2 separate regions of the Mus musculus genome follow, and region 2 is linked to region 1. Evidence: chromatin loops called from intact Hi-C (ENCODE). Cell type or tissue: heart. All regions are shown on one strand. Each heading gives the region's core, and the rest is flanking DNA. Links, peaks and the distances in the headings are about the cores only.

Evidence for each region. A loop is a pair of places that touch in the nucleus more often than their neighbours do. Peaks named below come from ENCODE experiments on the same cell type or tissue, not always from the same donor. Only the 100,000 strongest peaks of a DNase experiment are listed, where the experiment ranks them.
Region 2: it touches region 1 in a loop (2.9-fold over the local background); 4 of 42 quality-filtered maps call a loop at or near these places.

What each region holds. Positions count from the first base shown.
Region 1 is chr6:97,522,201-97,530,686 of GRCm38, forward strand. All of the region lies in intron 1 of Gm46970 (a long non-coding RNA gene), which reads left to right. It also overlaps a transcript of Frmd4b not described here. Among named protein-coding and RNA genes, the nearest start is that of Gm25852, 21 kb to the right of the region's middle. In heart, for the core only: a CTCF peak has its summit at 1,141; DNase peaks (open chromatin) are centred at 1,141 and 4,010; H3K4me3 peaks cover 280 bases.
Region 2 is chr6:97,613,849-97,622,334 of GRCm38, forward strand. Gm32247 (a long non-coding RNA gene) reads left to right here and starts at 2,638. Exons shown (of 4, transcript XR_003956339.1): 1 at 2,638-3,914; 2 at 4,868-5,003; 3 at 5,507-5,711. It also overlaps a transcript of Frmd4b not described here. In heart, for the core only: no CTCF peak of the experiment used is centred there; DNase peaks (open chromatin) are centred at 3,113 and 3,703; H3K4me3 peaks cover 2,351 bases; H3K27ac peaks cover 2,038 bases.

The DNA of each region.
Region 1 (8,486 bases), core at 222-8,221:
ACAGCGGCTGCTTCCATTGGTAGCAACATTCCACCCACTATCTTCTCATTCTCCTTCCTTCCTTCCTTCCTTCCTTCCTTCCTTCCTTCCTTCCTTCCTTCCTTTTCTTTCTTTCCTTCTTATATTAATGCTTAATTTACATTTACCCTTTCAAATGGACAGATTGTAAGGTTTTGACATGTGTAGGCATTCGCACGCCCATCACCATAGTTAAAACTGAATAGCACCTCAGAGATGTCCCCATGTCGCTTGGGGTCCACCTTGTCCCCACCCTAGCTCAGAGACCATGAGATTTTAGCCACACACCCACAACTCTCAAAGGACCCTTGAAGAGTATCCAAGAACAGAATATAGATAGGTTAGAGAGAATTACATCTTTCATTGTCACAATCTCCAACTTAAGTCCAGCAACCCCTTTAGTTACTAATGGGGGTATCAAACGCTAGTTTCCCTGGCCGCACCACCCCCAGGAAGCCCAGATCTGTTTATAACACACATCAGGTACTTAAGTGCAAAACCTTGCTTATCCTCCTGGCAGCTCAGCAATACAGTAGCCACAAGATCCGACCGCAGGACTCACATTTTATCTTAATAAAGTAAGCACCATTGGAGACCCTTTTTATGGCACTAAATATCAATCACATGGAAATATTCATTGTAGAAATCAGCCAGAGTGTTTATATCACAGGCATGTTTAACATTTAATAACTTTACTTCAATATAATTTAAATAGGTTTTTTTTGTTTTGTTTTTTGCCTTTTGTTTTTTTGTTTTTGTTTTGTTTTTTGTTTTTTGTTTTTTTCAGAGGAGGGATGCTTCAGCTTTGCCACTTTGCTGAAAGGGATTTGCTTTCCCTGGGAGAACTGATGGATCGGGAAAGAAAGTCGTTGGTAACTTATTCCATTGTGACAGGTAATAAAGAAAATGTGCAACCACGGGAAAAAAAGCCTTTCCCAGCTGAAGGTAGTGTTTTTGCTGAGTGTGAGATACAGACTAGATAAGGTTCCTTTGCTGCGGACACTGGCGGAGGAACTACAGATCCTTATCTTGAAATTGTTGCAAGCTGAGCTGTGCTCTAAGGCTGGGAATCGCTACTGGGAGCATCAAGCGTTGCTCAACCGCGCCACCTGCCGTTTACGTGAGAATCTGCACGGACTGCAAAGACGCCTGCAGGCTTTAGCAACTGCCAATGGGGCCAGGGGAAAGAGGCAGGGGATCAAGGAGGGAGTGTGACTCAGTCACAACACCAACTAAGCACAGCAGGCAGAAGCCAAGCATTCATGCTGCCCAACTATTTGGGATTGCAGGTTGAATGTCTCCAAAAACATCGAACGCAAAATCCTTCAAAACATGAGATCGTTTGAGCATCAGCTGTGGAAAATTCCACGCCACAAAACTGTCTCACATACAGAGTTATTTAAAATACTGTATAAAATCACCCCAGGCTTGTGTATACTGCATGTAACGAACTGCATGGGAAACATCAAGGGAACCTATGTTTAGATTTGGATCTTTGTGCAAAGAGTTCATTAGATACATGCAGCTTTCCCAAAACTAAAGAAATAAATCTAAAATCCAAACTGCACTGTCCTCAAGCCGTTCAGATAAGGAACACTCAGCCTGTACTTAACTACCTGGCTTGGATAATGAAGATACGTTTTCTTGCCCTTCAGTTTGTCAACTCCAGATTAATTTTTTTCTTTCTTAGTTATGCTAGGGATGGGAACGGGTGATTTTCATAAGATATACAAAAAAGAAACTATATGTAAGGAGAAACTCCTTGATTTCACTGCTAATAAAAAACGAACACTGAACAAATGAGGTACTCCCCCACCCCCGTCATAAATCAAATGATCCCAGGAAGACACAAGAACCGATATATCTGTCAATTACCTTGAGTCCCCATGTGAATGTTCCTAGTTGGAGTTGAAGTGGCTTCCTTCAACTGGAAAAGGCACATCTAAGATTTGCTGAGGAACCCTGAGTTAATTTCCGAAGCTGCTGTCTTGAGGTAAAGCTGAAAGAATGTGTGTATAATCCTGAACCACAAATTGTGCTGACTTTATCTCTCAGTGAGGGGCTTGGAAAGCAACGGCTTTTTTATCCTTCCCTTTGGACCTCCTAACTCCCATCTTTGATGTGGAAGATGGCCTTAGGCATTCCGGGAGAGGGAGGTGTGTTATTGCTCCTTAAGACACCCACTACTTCTCAGCCTTCACAGAGCTCTCTCACCGGCAAGTTTCATCGCTCATTGTAATATTTGCATCATGCTTTCTTCCCAATATCCAATGTGCCGTGTCCCCTCCTCCTGACACTAGAAATCCCCCTCGCCCCACAAGCACTTCTGACAAGCTCCTTGACAAAGACCAATCTCTTCAGCTGTCGTAAGGATGTGGATGGGGTGGAATTTCACAGGGAATCTTCTAGAGAATGAACAGCGAGGTGGAACGTGGCCGCTCATTATTTCCTCATCGTCCTAAGTGACGGGTGACCATGTCCTGAAGCCAGTTCTGGAAGCATGCTCTGCCCCCAGCTCAGCGCACTGGCCATGGGGGGAAAGTTCACTCCTTAATGCTCCATTTGTAAATTAAATTCTGGTCCTGGGGCCGAGCTGTCAGATCTCACAGCTGAATTCTTGGGACTCGAGTGTACATGGCTGCCTTTGTCTTCATCTTTCACTGTAGCACCTACGGGTACTATAAATGTCTGGTAATTATACTATCAAATTCCCAGCCCCACACAATCTTTGCAGTGGCAGCAGTGGCCACACAAATGAGCCATAGGAGATGGGTGTTAAGAGTAAGTCACCAGAGACTCTAATTCCAATTAAGGCAAGAAGCGGGGCCCCACTTCACCTCAGAAGCCATGTCTAGTAACTGTGCCATCGTGCCTCTGATTCTGAAATACTAAGGATGTGCTCAGCATTCAATAGAAACAGGGCTGTCAGATGCTAGAGAGGCTAAAAGTCCACCATCGCAGCTGCTTCTCATACCTGACATAGATTTTGCTGGAAGCACACCACACACACACACACACACACACACACACACACACACACACACACACGGTTTTTTCAGCACTTCATTCACAGAATCTGCTAGTACCATGGACTTGATAATTAAAATGAGATATGTGTCATATGACAGTATCAGGAATCCAGAAGGTAAGCCACAGGGTGACCCAGGTTTGGACCTGTGACCAGGGATGCAGCAGCAGCCCTGTTTCAATTATGTGTGGTACCTGAGTCGGGCATCATGGGGAAGCTGTAGTAAAAATAGCTGGGGCTATCGAGACATACATTTTACTGCGGGTCAGAAAAAAACAAAACACCAGTTTCTTGAGACATGTCCTTGAATTCCAGGGCCTCCCACCTCAGGCTCCCCAGGGGTGGGTTTACTTGTCAGTGCCACCATATATGACCCATGTTCTCTCTCTCTCTCTCTCTCTCTCTCTGCTCATGCATGTGTGGTCCCCGTAGAAGGTTAGAGAAATTAAATCAAATCACCAGAGAAGGTTCAAAACATGGAAGAAACTTACATGATAACCTTCAAGGCGAAATTTCCCAGTCATGTTAACTAATAGCCTTTTGATTAGTAATGTCTGCCTGAATCAGGAAGGGATCCTGAGACCATTTTGAGTTCTGTGACCAAGGGATGCTGTGGGAGATTGATGATGTCTGTCCTGGCATGGAAAGGGAGGGTGGCTGCCTCACTTTAGGCATATCAGTTCTAGTCAGGCCTGGGACTCTGACCATGGTTCTCAGAAGTTTCCTCAGAGTGGCCAACCAGGCCTGACAGGCAAGCAGAAGCTCAAACCAGAGAAGGTAGTGCAGTTCTAGCCGTGTCTGAGGAATTTCTCCTCAGTGGCCACCTGTGAGGTCCACGAGGTGCTCCTGGAGCCTGCAATGACAGAAAGGCCTTGTCCCTAGGAGAAATATGGCTGAGAACCCCTCAGGGTTCAGATTCAAGGCCGGGGTTGGGGGTGGGTCTGAAAGTGAGGCGGTTTCGAGGGCTCCTAAACCTCTTTTTATGCATTCCTTGAACGTTAGTAATGTATACTTGAAAACACCAGCCAGCCTCAGGTGTGTAGAGGGCACTTGGTGAATGTTTGGTCAGGATAGGAAAGGACCAGGGTAGCGCTGGGTGCGGCACGACTGACCCCTAGTGGTGGACCTAGAGAATTCCTATTTAAAAGTCTTCAAAAAGCCTGTTAGAAAGTGTGGCTAACCCGACTCAGGATTTCATGAAAGAAGGGTCTAGGGATAAAATAACTAAGAAAAAGTTTACATTATGTAATATGTATACATTCTATCCTCTTTTTTTGGCAATTCACCCACGTTTTCTAAATGTCTGAAAGTTCTTGCAATTAAAGTAATTTAAATTCCCTTTAACACTCCAGTTTGCTTGAACATAGCTACGATTGCTCTTTCTTAAGCTCTCTTCCCACTATGTAACATACAGATCCTTGGAGGAAGGAAAGCCTGTGCATTCCTGCTTTCCCTTCAGTACGGAGACTTCAGGGAGATGTAGCTTTCCTCTACCAAGCTCCCTGCCAAAGCCGCTGCAAACCTGTGGTTTTTGGTAAGCAGCCTTCCGTTGTTTGCCATCATGACTGTAGTTAAGGAGAACGCTAAATTTTAAAACTATGTTAATTAGTAATCAAATTAAATGAAATGTTAAAGACTCTTCTTCCAGCTTGAAACAAAGTGCTTGTCGGCCTCAGGTTAGAAGCTGTGCTGCTGAAAGCCGAATTCCTTCCGGGCCTTCCTTCTAGTTCTCCAGATAAAGCCTAGAAGTAGGAACACCTGAATGAAGGGTTCACGTAGCCTACGATGCTTCCTGCTTCCTGCTTCCTGCTTCCGAGTCAGGGTTAGTGAAGCACAGTGGCCAGGTGGTTGGCAGCTACAGAGCCACTTCCCTCCTGAAGACCAGCTCTGCCTTTCTCCCAGTGACTCCTGATATGGAGCTACCCACAGTCCTTAATATCGATTCTGTGAGAAGAGTTTGGATATCAAACCCAGTGGGCATTTAGACTTCCCTGCGATATCCCATCCACAGCTGGTCAGAGAGCTGAGAATTAAGTGGTTGTTCAGGGTTCAAGCCCCGAATAGTCTGTTTCTATTAATCTTACCCTACCCCAAGGCTACCCCTTCCCCAAGGCAAAGGGGAAGAATGGTGGAAAAGGGGACAGAAAGACTATGAGTCAGGGTTACAAGCCAGTCAAAATTCCAGGCATGAAGTGAGGACAGGCTCCTGATACCCAGTCCTAGACGAGGAGCTTCCTGCAGGTGCTGGCTGCCGGGGAAGGAAGAGTCCATTTCCTTCAGGGGCGTAGCCTCTGGAAGGTTGACTGTCTCTTAGTGAGGCAGTTCTCAATCTGTGGCTCATGACTGCTTTGAGGGGTCGCCAAAGACCATCAGAAAACAGAGATATTTACATTACAATTCATAAGACTAGCAGCATTGTAGTTATGAAGTTGCCACCAAAATTTTATGTTTGAAGGTCACCGTGCCATGAAGCACTGTATTAAAGCATTCGGAAGGCTCAGAACCAGGGCACTGGTGGATGGCCCCACGCCTGTGCACATATGGACGGCAGTAGTTGGACTCAGCGAGTTATTTAAAAAGAACAAGAGGACATTAGTGTTGAAAGGGGCAGTGTTGGGGAGATCAGATTTAAAAAAAGAGAAAGAAGGGAAAGGGTCTGATATGATCAAGCTACATTGTACACACCTATGAAATTGTCAAAGAACAAACAAAATCACTAAATCTCAATCATTAACTTTGTTCGCCTGTTCATTAGGCCTAAGCTAGTTACATGTTTAACTGTGAATTAGATAGATGGATAGATAGATAGATAGATAGATAAATTGGGGCAACTGTGAAATGAATGAATGAATGAATGAATGAATGAATAAATAAATAAATAAATAAATAAATAAATAAATTGGGGCTAGAGAGATGCCCATGCCACACACTACCACTTGCCCTTCCGGGAGACCTGGGTTTGACTTCCAGCACCCACATGGTAGTTCACAACTATCCCAGGGAACTCCAGTCCCAAGGACTCTCAAGTTCTCTTCTGGCCTCTGTGGGCACCAGGTATGCACTAGGTGCGCAGACATGCATACAGGCAAAACTCCCTATATATACACAAAGATTTTTTTTTTAAAGAAAAGAAATTCACAAGTAGAATGCTTGTACAAAATTTGAGCAACACATAGGCAACTCATCTAAAGCACAGAACAGGTGCTACTTTTAAATCTTTTTCCTTTTTCTTTTCTTTTTAGTTTATTTATTTATTTTTCTTTAGGAAGAGAACCCCTATAGAATGGAAGTATCCTGTCACCTTTGGGCCATTTCACTTTTATTTCAACGTGGAAGAATAAGTGTGTTCTTTCATCTTCATCAGCGGCAATGCAGATGGTTGGAAGGTCGTGGTAACGTGCTTTCTACTCCCTCCCCGTGGACACCTCAGAGTGGGCTCACGGCTCATGCGAGGTTTTGGTAGTCACAGAACTGGGTGCTTACCTTTGCCGAATGGCTTCTCTCTCGCCCTCAGTCTGTTCTCACAGGAAGGATGCTTGGTCCGGCCTGTGCCAATGTCATCTTTTGCTTCCCCACATTATTTCTCCTGGGTTTCTTCTCTAAGCCTGGAACACAGAGAAAAGAGGCTCGGTCACTTCGGCAGCGGTTAGAAGGACCGTCAGCCTCAAGTCACTGACAATTCCAGTTTATTTCTAATTTTCCCCTGGCTGGCTACAGATTAATCACAGGTTTCGAGATTCAGACAATTAGATATTTAGAGCAAGAGCTCTCTCAAAACACCAATGACAGTGGACTGTTCTCCTTAACAACCGAAGAGGCAAACGCTGACTTGACCTTTCAGGAATCATCATATGACCCCTGGACATCTGGCGTCAGGCTGGGCTCTGTAGGGGGAGATTCTGAAGTGCAGCAAGTTACCTACAATACCATCAGGGCTGTTGGGGTAGGAGCGAGAACGTGGGATGATAGCATCTTAGACTCGAATCTCAGGATTATAGAAAGCATCGTGGCAGCTTTGAGTCTGGGCTTTGAATAGATATTGACTGTATGGTAAGGATGAAGCTGGCTGTGGGTGCTGATGAACTAACCGTTAGCGTGGGCATTGTGCCTTGAGAGCATTTGGACGTATCTATCATACTCCCTATAAAAGACACGGCTTTTCCCTGGAGGCTCTGCTTCATTCAGTAAGCACGCCTCCCCCTTGCCAATTGTTTGGCCAAACTGCTTCACACAGCAGAGGGTAAACTCTGGACTAGGAGGGCAGACATAGCAGATGTGCCTTTCATTGTTTCATTGTGTGGATGAATGAGGCTCCTGTCACACCCTCCCCTTGGCAGCTTCCCACCCACTTGCTCCTCTATAGCCCGTCACCCCCCCCCCCATGCAGGCCTGAAAGTCCAGTTGGTGCAGAAGGCAGAAGGAACTCAACTCGAATCCCTACAAGCACCTTTGCCCTGCGCTGCTCATAGACGCCACAGAATAAGTCAGTCTTCCCATGCAGAAACCATGCCAGTCAGTTTCTCATGCAATGACAAAGATACGAAATCGTTCTCTCATTTATGGTTTTAGAGGTGTACCCCCTGGCTGGCTTCCTCCATTACTATGAAGTAGAATAAAATATCATGGTGGTAAGAACATGTGGAACAGGGGGCTGCTGTCACAGGGAGGACAGAGGGAGTGAAGGGGAGAGGGGGCAGGGACAAGGCTGTTAAGGACCCACCCTCATGACTTTCCAGCTTGGCCCCGACTTCAAATATCTGTCCCACCTTCCAGTAAGAACAACACATTTTTGCATCATTCACTAATGTACTGATCCATTGATAAGCCAGAGTCCATCATTGGGGCGCTTTAACACCTGAGCCATCTGGGAGACACTTCATACCCAAACCATGACAGAAACTCGATATTTTAGGAAATCAGTTACAAATAAAATATAGTGCAGATTGGAAGTTCCGTGCAATATTTTCCAGAAACCTTTTAGAAGAAAATCCCAAGTGGTTTCAGGAAACAAGTTCATTTACTTTAATCTCCCAAAAGCTGATAGAAGCTCCTTTTATGTAAGCTGTTTTTAAATAAACATCAAAGTGCCAAAAGCTGGCCATGGTGGTTCCAACTTGCAATCCCAGTACTCAGAAAGATGAGGCAGGGGGATTGCCAGGAGCTCACGGACAGCCTAGGCTATGTTGCAAGTTCTAGGCTAGTCTGACTCTATATGAAACCTTGTCTCAGCAAAGAAGCAAAGCCAATAGGATTTGATTTAAACTGTGAGAACTGGTGTTTGGGGAGGGTGGTCATGGGAGGAGGATTTGTGCAATACAAAAATGAGAATGAGGACTTGGTCCATTCTCTTGGCCCTCGTGATTTTGGGGTAAACCATTGGTTTCAGAAAAATGTATGCTAGAGATGTATTCTAGACTAAAGCTCCACTTTGCAGATAAAA
Region 2 (8,486 bases), core at 373-8,372, 92 kb after region 1:
AAGACAGAGATAGTTCTCGCTCTGGAACTGACCCAGGTACTACAAACACTATGGAAATTCCTTCTAAGCTGGTACCCTGTGACCAAAGTTCTTCACTTCTCCACAAGGCCACACTGGGAACCAGGCTTCTAGTCCATGAAACTTTGGAGGACATACTCAAACCATATCCATCTAAGCCAGCAATAGCTCTACTATACATACTATACAGTCTTCTTACAATACAAAAGAGTATACAGGACAGAAAATCGGGGCTTTTAAAAAGCGAGAAGAAACCAGACCTCGAAGTTGTTCATTTCTAAGCAAAATACCCCCTACCTGTTATTGACATAAACCCCCACACAGGAAAAGATGTAGTGCTTTTGTGATGTCTATAAAGTATCCCAAGTCCATTTAAAAACTCTATTTCCCACTTATAAAACAGTACTAATAGATACACATTCTATGTGCATTTCAAACTTCTGACAGTAATTCACAATGAAATGACATGTTATGCCACAACCTAAGTGTGGCATCACCCCCACCCCCTAAATCTGGCTCAGAGTTCCATGAAGCCACAGAACTCTTGCCAACTTATCATGGTGCCAGTCTCTTGTCAGATAGTCTTCTAATATTGGTTATGATCATAAAATAGAGTTTATCACCTTCATTCATTAGGAAGTGTGTGTGTGTGTGTGTGTGTGTGTGTGTGTATGTGTGTGTGTGTACATGATATTATAATTACAGGAAGGAAGTTTACAAAAGAAAGTAAGTTTGGCCTCTGAGCTACTAAGATGGCCTTTATCAAGCATCTAGAAACAGAAAAATGCCACCCCAGGATATCTTTGTGATAGCCCAGGAACCACATTAGCTAGAAGGGGCTAGGGGTGGGGATGGGGTAGGGGAAAGTCCTAAAGATTTAGAAATAAATTCACCCCCCCTCCCAAGATCATCTAAAACAAAATAAAAATGGTAAGAGAAAGGAAGGGAGAGCAAAGGGAAGGGGGAAGGGCAGATGAAGAAAGAGGTCATTTGTAGTACAAGCTCCAAGCCTTCACTTCCAGTGCAAAGATAATTGCAATTCTTGAAAATTATTGCAGACTAGATATGACAGTCATGTATTTTTAACTGCCTTTCATGCCCCCCCTGTTTGTGTTGTCGGCTCGCCAAAACTTCCTTTCTCCTCCCTCAAAGACACTGCAAAGCCATAATTAAGTCTGTGCCATCAAATGGACAAGCAGGAGCCCTGAGTTCTGCTAGAAATAGAGGCTACAAATGGTAAACACTCGAGGGAGACCTGGGAAGGTCTTCCCACACTCTGGGCTGCCTGTGAAGTTAGCTCCTCCCACACTTTTCTAGACTCAAGCCTCAAGGGTAATTCTGTACCTGCTCTAGGAGGCCCCTTAACTTTTCTGTAGCTAACCTGTGTGTTGGGAAACAGAGTGACATTTAGGACAAGCACTTGCATGCACTAGAGAATGATCTTCTGCAAACTTTGTGGACAACGACAAAAATCAAACCTCATTGTCATTGTGCTTTAGGTGGATTTCCTTATTTTCTGCCATTGCCTTCTTAAAATACTTTCTACCTGCATTCCCAAGTATATGCAAATGAAGTGGTTAATATGTGTGCAACGTCCTGAAGAAACGACAGGTCTTCTCTGTCCCCCAAAATCCTGAGCTTTTCTTAACCTCTTCTAGGAACTATACATTCACTCCAGGATGAGTGTGTATATGTGTGCCTTTGTTTACAGAAAACCTGCTGGCTCTACTGTAACACTGGATTTGGGAACAACAACGACAAAGCACCCAACTCTTGATTCTACATCAACTCCTACATATCAACTTAAATTTATGAGAGGAAAAAAAAGGCAAGGTGGCTACTGTTGTTGATTTGTTTATTTCTTTCTCTTTATAATCATTAACAGCACATGACTGGTGTGCCTTCTAATGACCCTGCTCTGCCAGAAGTCTAACATGAGACTAGTTGCTAGTAAACTCATTAATGGCACAGTCCTTAACCCTCCCTCTAGGGTCTGCCTTACTATCTCTGGACTATTCATGACGCCTGCAAACTGCGTATCCTGCTTCCCGACATAGATCCCGCTTAGTTCTTTCAGCACACGTATGACAGATCAAAGAGCAGCTTGAGAAGGTTAAGTAAGGCGAAGAGGCTTTTCTTCCCCTCCAGACACTGGATTTGGAAGCTCCACAGATCCACCCCCTTGGGGACATGAATCAGCATGTCAGGGATTGCCCTGTAATCTTGAACACATCCTCTTGAGTTGGCTGGTATGTTTCTGGGGCAAGCTCAGGCTAACCCTGAAGAATCATGCAGGTCTTCCCTTGAGAGACTGAGGCTGTCAGCACCGCGGCGGCGTCTTCCTTCCCCCCCAAGAGGCAACCTTGCAGACGCGGCACTCTGGGTACCAGCAAACACATCAAGTCAACCCGCAAAGTTCAGAGGAGTTGGCTCTGGTATGTTTACAAGTCCTAGCAGATCTCAGGAATGTTCAGGATAATTATTACCGCACCCAGAAGCGCCCAACCCAACCCTCTCACATCTGGAAGGAAGGAAGCGGCTACACAAAGGAGAGCGAGAGAGACCTCCTCCTGCCACTGAATTCTTAGACCAGAGGAAGACTGGAGCCCAGCTCTTCCCTCTTTGTAAAGGGACCTAGCACTAGTCAGCAGCATCTTTAAAAGTGCAGGAAGCCCTTTGCAAAGGAAGACGTTGGCCACTAGTCCAAACAAAACAGCATTTCTCAAATTAGGGTTAAATGTGCCTTCTCCGATGAAAATAAAAAGTGAAATGCTCCAGAAAATGGACAGAGAGCAGTTCACACGCACACAGCCTCTCCAATACAGGCGCGCTTAGGATGTGACACGCCTATTTACAAAGGGTGGCCAAGCCAAACCCTGGACGTCCTCAGCTAAGGCCAGGGACCCCTCCCTCAGCTTTTCACCACCTTCGGATGGCTTCCCCGGACAGAAGTGTCTGGGATTCAACGATTCATCTCCCTACCTCCCACCAAAGCAAAAAGCGCGTGGTCCAACGCGGCGTGTTCTCAAACCCCACCAGCGTCAAAGCATCAGACCCGCCAAACTTCCTGTCACTACACTGCCAGAGCCACCAAAGAGCGGCGCCAAGTGCCTAGGAACTCCAGTCCAGGCTGAACCAGCCCGGGAGCTTTGGGGCGGGGCTTCCCGGTGGCAGGAGATTGGGGACCAGCTCTGCGGGTCCCCAACCTGCGCGCGCCGGGGGGTGGGGGGTGGCGGCGCACTCTGCGCTCCTAATGTGGAACCTCGGCCTCCTTCCTCCAGCGACAGCGCGCTCTGATAATCCTGGGACAGTCGCCTACCTACCTGCTCAGCCGCCTCCTTCCTCGGGCGAGCTGGGCTGTTGTCGCCTTGCTACTTTATTGTCTGCGTTGCGCAGCGCGCGGGACCCGGGAAATCCTCTCCGCGCCAGTCCCGCAACTCCAGGGCGCGCGGCGCCTTCCTCTGCAGCAGCTGTCTTCCTCTCGGTCCTCCTCCTCTCCGCCCAGGCTTGGGCTCAGCGTCAGAGCCGCGCAGCTCAACTCCACGGCGGCTAGCCGGGCAGCCAGAGCTCTCAGCATCCCCTGGCCCGGTATCCTTACCAGGATACCCACGCTCCGCGGAGGAGCCTCGAGCCGCCTTCCCCACCTTTCTCAGTGTCCCCACCTCCCTCAGTCCAGCCTCTAGCCGCTGTCAGCACCGGCTCTCCACCGATCTCTCTGCACTGCCCCCGCCCGTCGCCTCTCCGGGGGCCAGGGCGGCCCTGCCAATGAGGCTCGGCGGATGCGCTGTTCCGGCCCAGTCATTGTATCGGGAGGAGGAGGGGGAGCGAAGCAGGGAGGGGGCGCTCGGCCCCGCGGTTGCAGCTCGCCTGGCCTTCTGCGCGCGCACAGGCGACGGGTAATGAATTTAAGAGAATCTTGGGGTGCATCTAGGAGGCGGCCGGAAAGCTAGCTTCTTTGCATCACCCTAACTTTGAAGCACCATAGGACTCTCTATTGTACTTCCTGGATTTAGGCATCCCGAGACCTTAGGATAAGGGAGACCTCATAACCTGGAGAAATGACTGGATCTTAGACTCTTGCAATCAGATGGCTCTGAATGAAAGAAGAAAGAGGAAGCGGTGTCTGATACTGTCCCACAGTAGACAGTTATGATATGGCATTTAATTCTCTATCTGACTCGGAGGTGCTGTGTTGCGATTTCTTTGAAGGCTCAAAAAAATTCTCTCCAAACAGCTAATAGTGACAGGGCAGAGGTCGCAGTCTAATCTGATGCTGACCTTAACACAGTGATTGGGAGAAGGAAAGGGGGAAGCAGTTCATGAAAGACCCCAACTAAGATTTATCCAAGCCGGGCGTGGTGGCGCACGCCTTTAATCCCAGCACTCGGGAGGCAGAGGAAGGCAGATTTCTGAGTTCGAGGCCAACCTGGTCTACAAAGTGAGTTCCAGGACAGCCAGGGCTATACAGAAAAACCTTGTCTTGAAAAACCAGAGAGACAGAGAGAGAGAGAGAGACAGAGAGAGAGAGAGAGAGAGAGAGAGAGATTTATCCAAATGAGTTGATAGGGGAAAAGGCTGTGCAAATCCTAAAGCTCTTTTAACCCCCCCCCCCAACCAAACACACACACATTTCTCTGGGTACTTGCAGTTAATTCATTTTTCAAAGTAAATCCATTACAAAACTAATTATCTTCAACTACACAATTATATAGCTCTGTGTTTTGTTGAACAGTTAGTTGACTTATCACTTGTGAGTCTTTAATCTCTCGGCAATACTGGATTTTTACTTTCCTCCCTTTCTTGTCTTCTTCTGTCCCCGCTCCTTTGCCTGTTTTCCTCTTCTTAACAGAACGCAGTCCTACACACTTTGAGGCAGGGAGAGGACCTTGGTTTCCAGGCCCTGATATCAGTGCTGTTGATGGGAAGGGAAGGGAGAAGGCAAGATTTGAAGTGACAGACACTTGAGGTGGCTTGGTGTGTGACAGGTATTGTGCGTGCCTGGTGTAAGTTTTAATTACATTTTCTTCTGGTGCTGAACGGACTGTTTGCTTTCCATTAAATAGAAAATACTGAATGAGCAGCTAACGTTTGTTGAGTGGTAATTACTTGCCCTCGCAGACCTGAGCTGTGTAAGCTGATCGCTTGACACCATCTCACTTCCCTCCCACCTCCCACCCTGCACCCCCCCTGCACCCCCCCACCACCGCCCACCCCTAGGGCTGGGAAGATAAGGAAGCTCCCTGCAGCCAGGTCTGCATCCGTAGTGTGAGCCCATTCAGTGTCAGTTGAGTTTATGGAACTCTGTTTTAACCAGGAAGCACATGAGCCCGAGAGATCAGCTGACCAGCTTGGGAACAGGACCCTGGGAAGAGGTGGTACCCACCTGTAAAATTGCAAACCTCGATACAAAACGCCTGTTCAATGCAATCACCCAGGTAAAAATATCTCCCCATAAGCGAAAGTTTTTGAGACTTTTGTTTCCTTCTAGGTGGGGATACTTTGTAAACCAGGAGACCTTTTGGAAGGTGGGACTTGGCTGGTGAAAGTACTAGCGGTGAGCCTTTGAAGACAAGAGTCTGGATAAGTTCCCCAGTTTTCTGCCTCCTGGTCCGTGGCGATATGACGTTGCAATGAATGCTGCTATGGCTTTCTCCATGCTTTTCCCACCATGCCAGACCAGACTCTCTGAAACTGTGAGTCAAGTTCAAGTTCATCTTTGCTCCCTCAAGTTGTTTCTATAGGTGTTTGGTCAAGAGTGAAGAAAGATAATGAATATGCATGCACAGGTCTTGTTTCAAAAAAGAGACTCTTTTTTTTTTTTTTTTTTTTTTTTTTTGGGCCAATCAATTCTCTAGGAGATGCTGTCATAAAGAGGGGGAAGAATGGAAGAGGAGCAAAGCCATTGATAGGAGGATGGTATTTGTTTTTAAAACACAAATATATATATGTAAACCTGTGTCTAAATATGATTGTAAGATAAGCCCAATGAGACAACATCTAGACAGTGAAAATATTATTTATTTGAGTTTCAAAAAAAAAATGATCAACACCTCTTGTAGTCTTTGTCAAACCAGTAAATAGGTAACTCCATGCTGGGCAGTGTGAAAAAAACAAAACACTGCAATGAATCGAATAAAATATGTGTTCTGCAGGAAGCTGTAATTTAATAGATATGAGGCAAATATCTATGGTCAAAATGACAGCCATGAACATCAGGAACCAAAAATACAGAATTTCCAGGTTTTTAAAAAAAAAAATTAAGGCCCCGCTCACAGCTCTATTACACAAAAAGGAATAGTTTTGATGGAAGGTTATGTTAAAAATTTCTGTCTGTTTCCAGCCCTATTTTACCATTTGGGAGGTTTTTGTTTGTTTGTTTGTTTTTTGTCTTTTTTTTTTAGCATAAAGGAGTGTTTTGGTATTTTGGTATGTATGTCATGAAATCGAGCTACTGCGTTAACAAAGATATGTACTATAAATATCCAAATTAGAACACTTTAAAAGTATTCATTTATTTTGATTAATGGTAGATACATGCTTGTTGAATTTTAAAAAAAGAAATTATGTGTATTGGTATTTTCTTTGCACATATACCTACTTACCACTTTTGTGCCTGGTGCTCCCAGAGGCCAGAAGAGGGCATTGGCTGCCCTGGAACTGGAGTTACAGACAGTTGTGAGCTATCCTGTGGGTACTGGGAATGAACACAGATCCTCTGGGAAAGGAGACAGTGCTTTTAACTGCTGAGCTATCTCTCCAGCCTCTCATTTAGAGATTTTTTTTTTTTTGACAATACAGCAAAGTAAGCATGGTGGGAATGGAAAAGTACCATGAGATCGCTACTCTGAATAAGAATCTTTAACCTTTATACTTCATACTTCAAAGATATATATGCAAGGCACATACATAAATCAAGTATTTTATTAATGTGCCACGCATTATTTACCCATACCAATTAGGCTTCTTTGATTTTTTTTGTTTGCTTTATGCAAAATTTGAAAGACAAGGTTAAAAGAAGGTCACATCATCCCTGCAGCAAGATTTTAATTTTAGCAGGTTTGTACTTTCCAAAGATTTCCTGCTGATCACTGAAATTTGGGATAAAAGCACACATGTTCCATAGCTAGAGGCTTGCAAGTGAGCAAGCGTTCATTTATGTGTAATTAGAATAGCCACACTTGGGTTCCCTGCATGTAAGGCAGGTCATTTAATTACCAACCCTAGGAAGAATTCAGTCCTACAGTTTCCATTCTAGACGTGAAGACAGAGGAGGACACAGAACCAGGGAGGAGATGGGATGTGCCCGAAGTGAGTTAGCTGTTAAATCAATTTTGGTTGGCTTCTAGGTCTGAGTGACTCAGCATGGTGACCCCATCTGGGTACTATGCCTGTGGACCTCACTATTTGAGGCACTTCTGTTATTAGCTTAGGCAACTCTCCACTGGTTTGGGGGGGAGTTCTTTAAAAATCAAATATTGAGGGGGCTGGAGAGATGGCGCAATGATTAAGAGCACTGACTGCTCTTCAGGAGGTCCTGAGTTCAATTCCCAGCAACCACATGGTGGCTCACAACCATCTGTAATGGGATCTGATGCCCTCTTCTGGTGTGTCTGAAGACAACTACAGTGTACTTACATATAATAAATAAATAAATCTTTAAAAAAATAAACAAATATTGAGTCAGGCTTTGTAGTATACAACTGTAATCTTATCCCTCAAGAAATATCCATTCTAGATCACCCTGAGCTAGGGAGAAAGTTCCAGGACAGCCTGAGGTATAATATGAAATCCTGTCTCAAAACTAAAATAGAACCTAGTGATATTGGACATATTAGAAACTGTTCTTGGAGTTACTCTGGTTCAAGGGCAGTTGCTGTGTTTTATTTCTATAATATTCTTTTATTAGCAGTAACTGCTGATGAGGATCATGGCCATCCAAAGCTATACTACAGACCATGTTGTCCCTTCTTAAAGAATGCCATGATGTCATACATTTCCACTTAAGTGCTACACAAACTCCCCATCCCAAAGACACCAAATGTGTCTTTTGCTCCTTGCTGCTTCTATGGGAGATGTTTACTCTCATAATGGCTTCATCTTTCTGTTAACCCCAGGGCCTTTTCACATACAGCAAGATGAATCCAAATCCTCTCTTTCCAATAAGGCCTCTGAGGCTATTGCATTTTATGCTCAAATATAGCATTAAAATATTATTTCTAATTTTTGAGTATGAGATGTGATATGAATAAGCAAAATTAGTGTCTTAAGTGCATGAACTATGGTGCCCTGAAATTAAAACAGAATTTGAAAGCTTAAATAGTGCTGTTTAAAGCAGGGTAGATGTTACACTAAATGATAGGAAATTGCTTTTCAGGGTCAATACTGGCAATTTCATAATGTTCAATCGAATGCAAAGCTATTGCAGCAGCTTAGCTGTGAAAATGCCATGTGGCTGCTCCTCTCTCTTG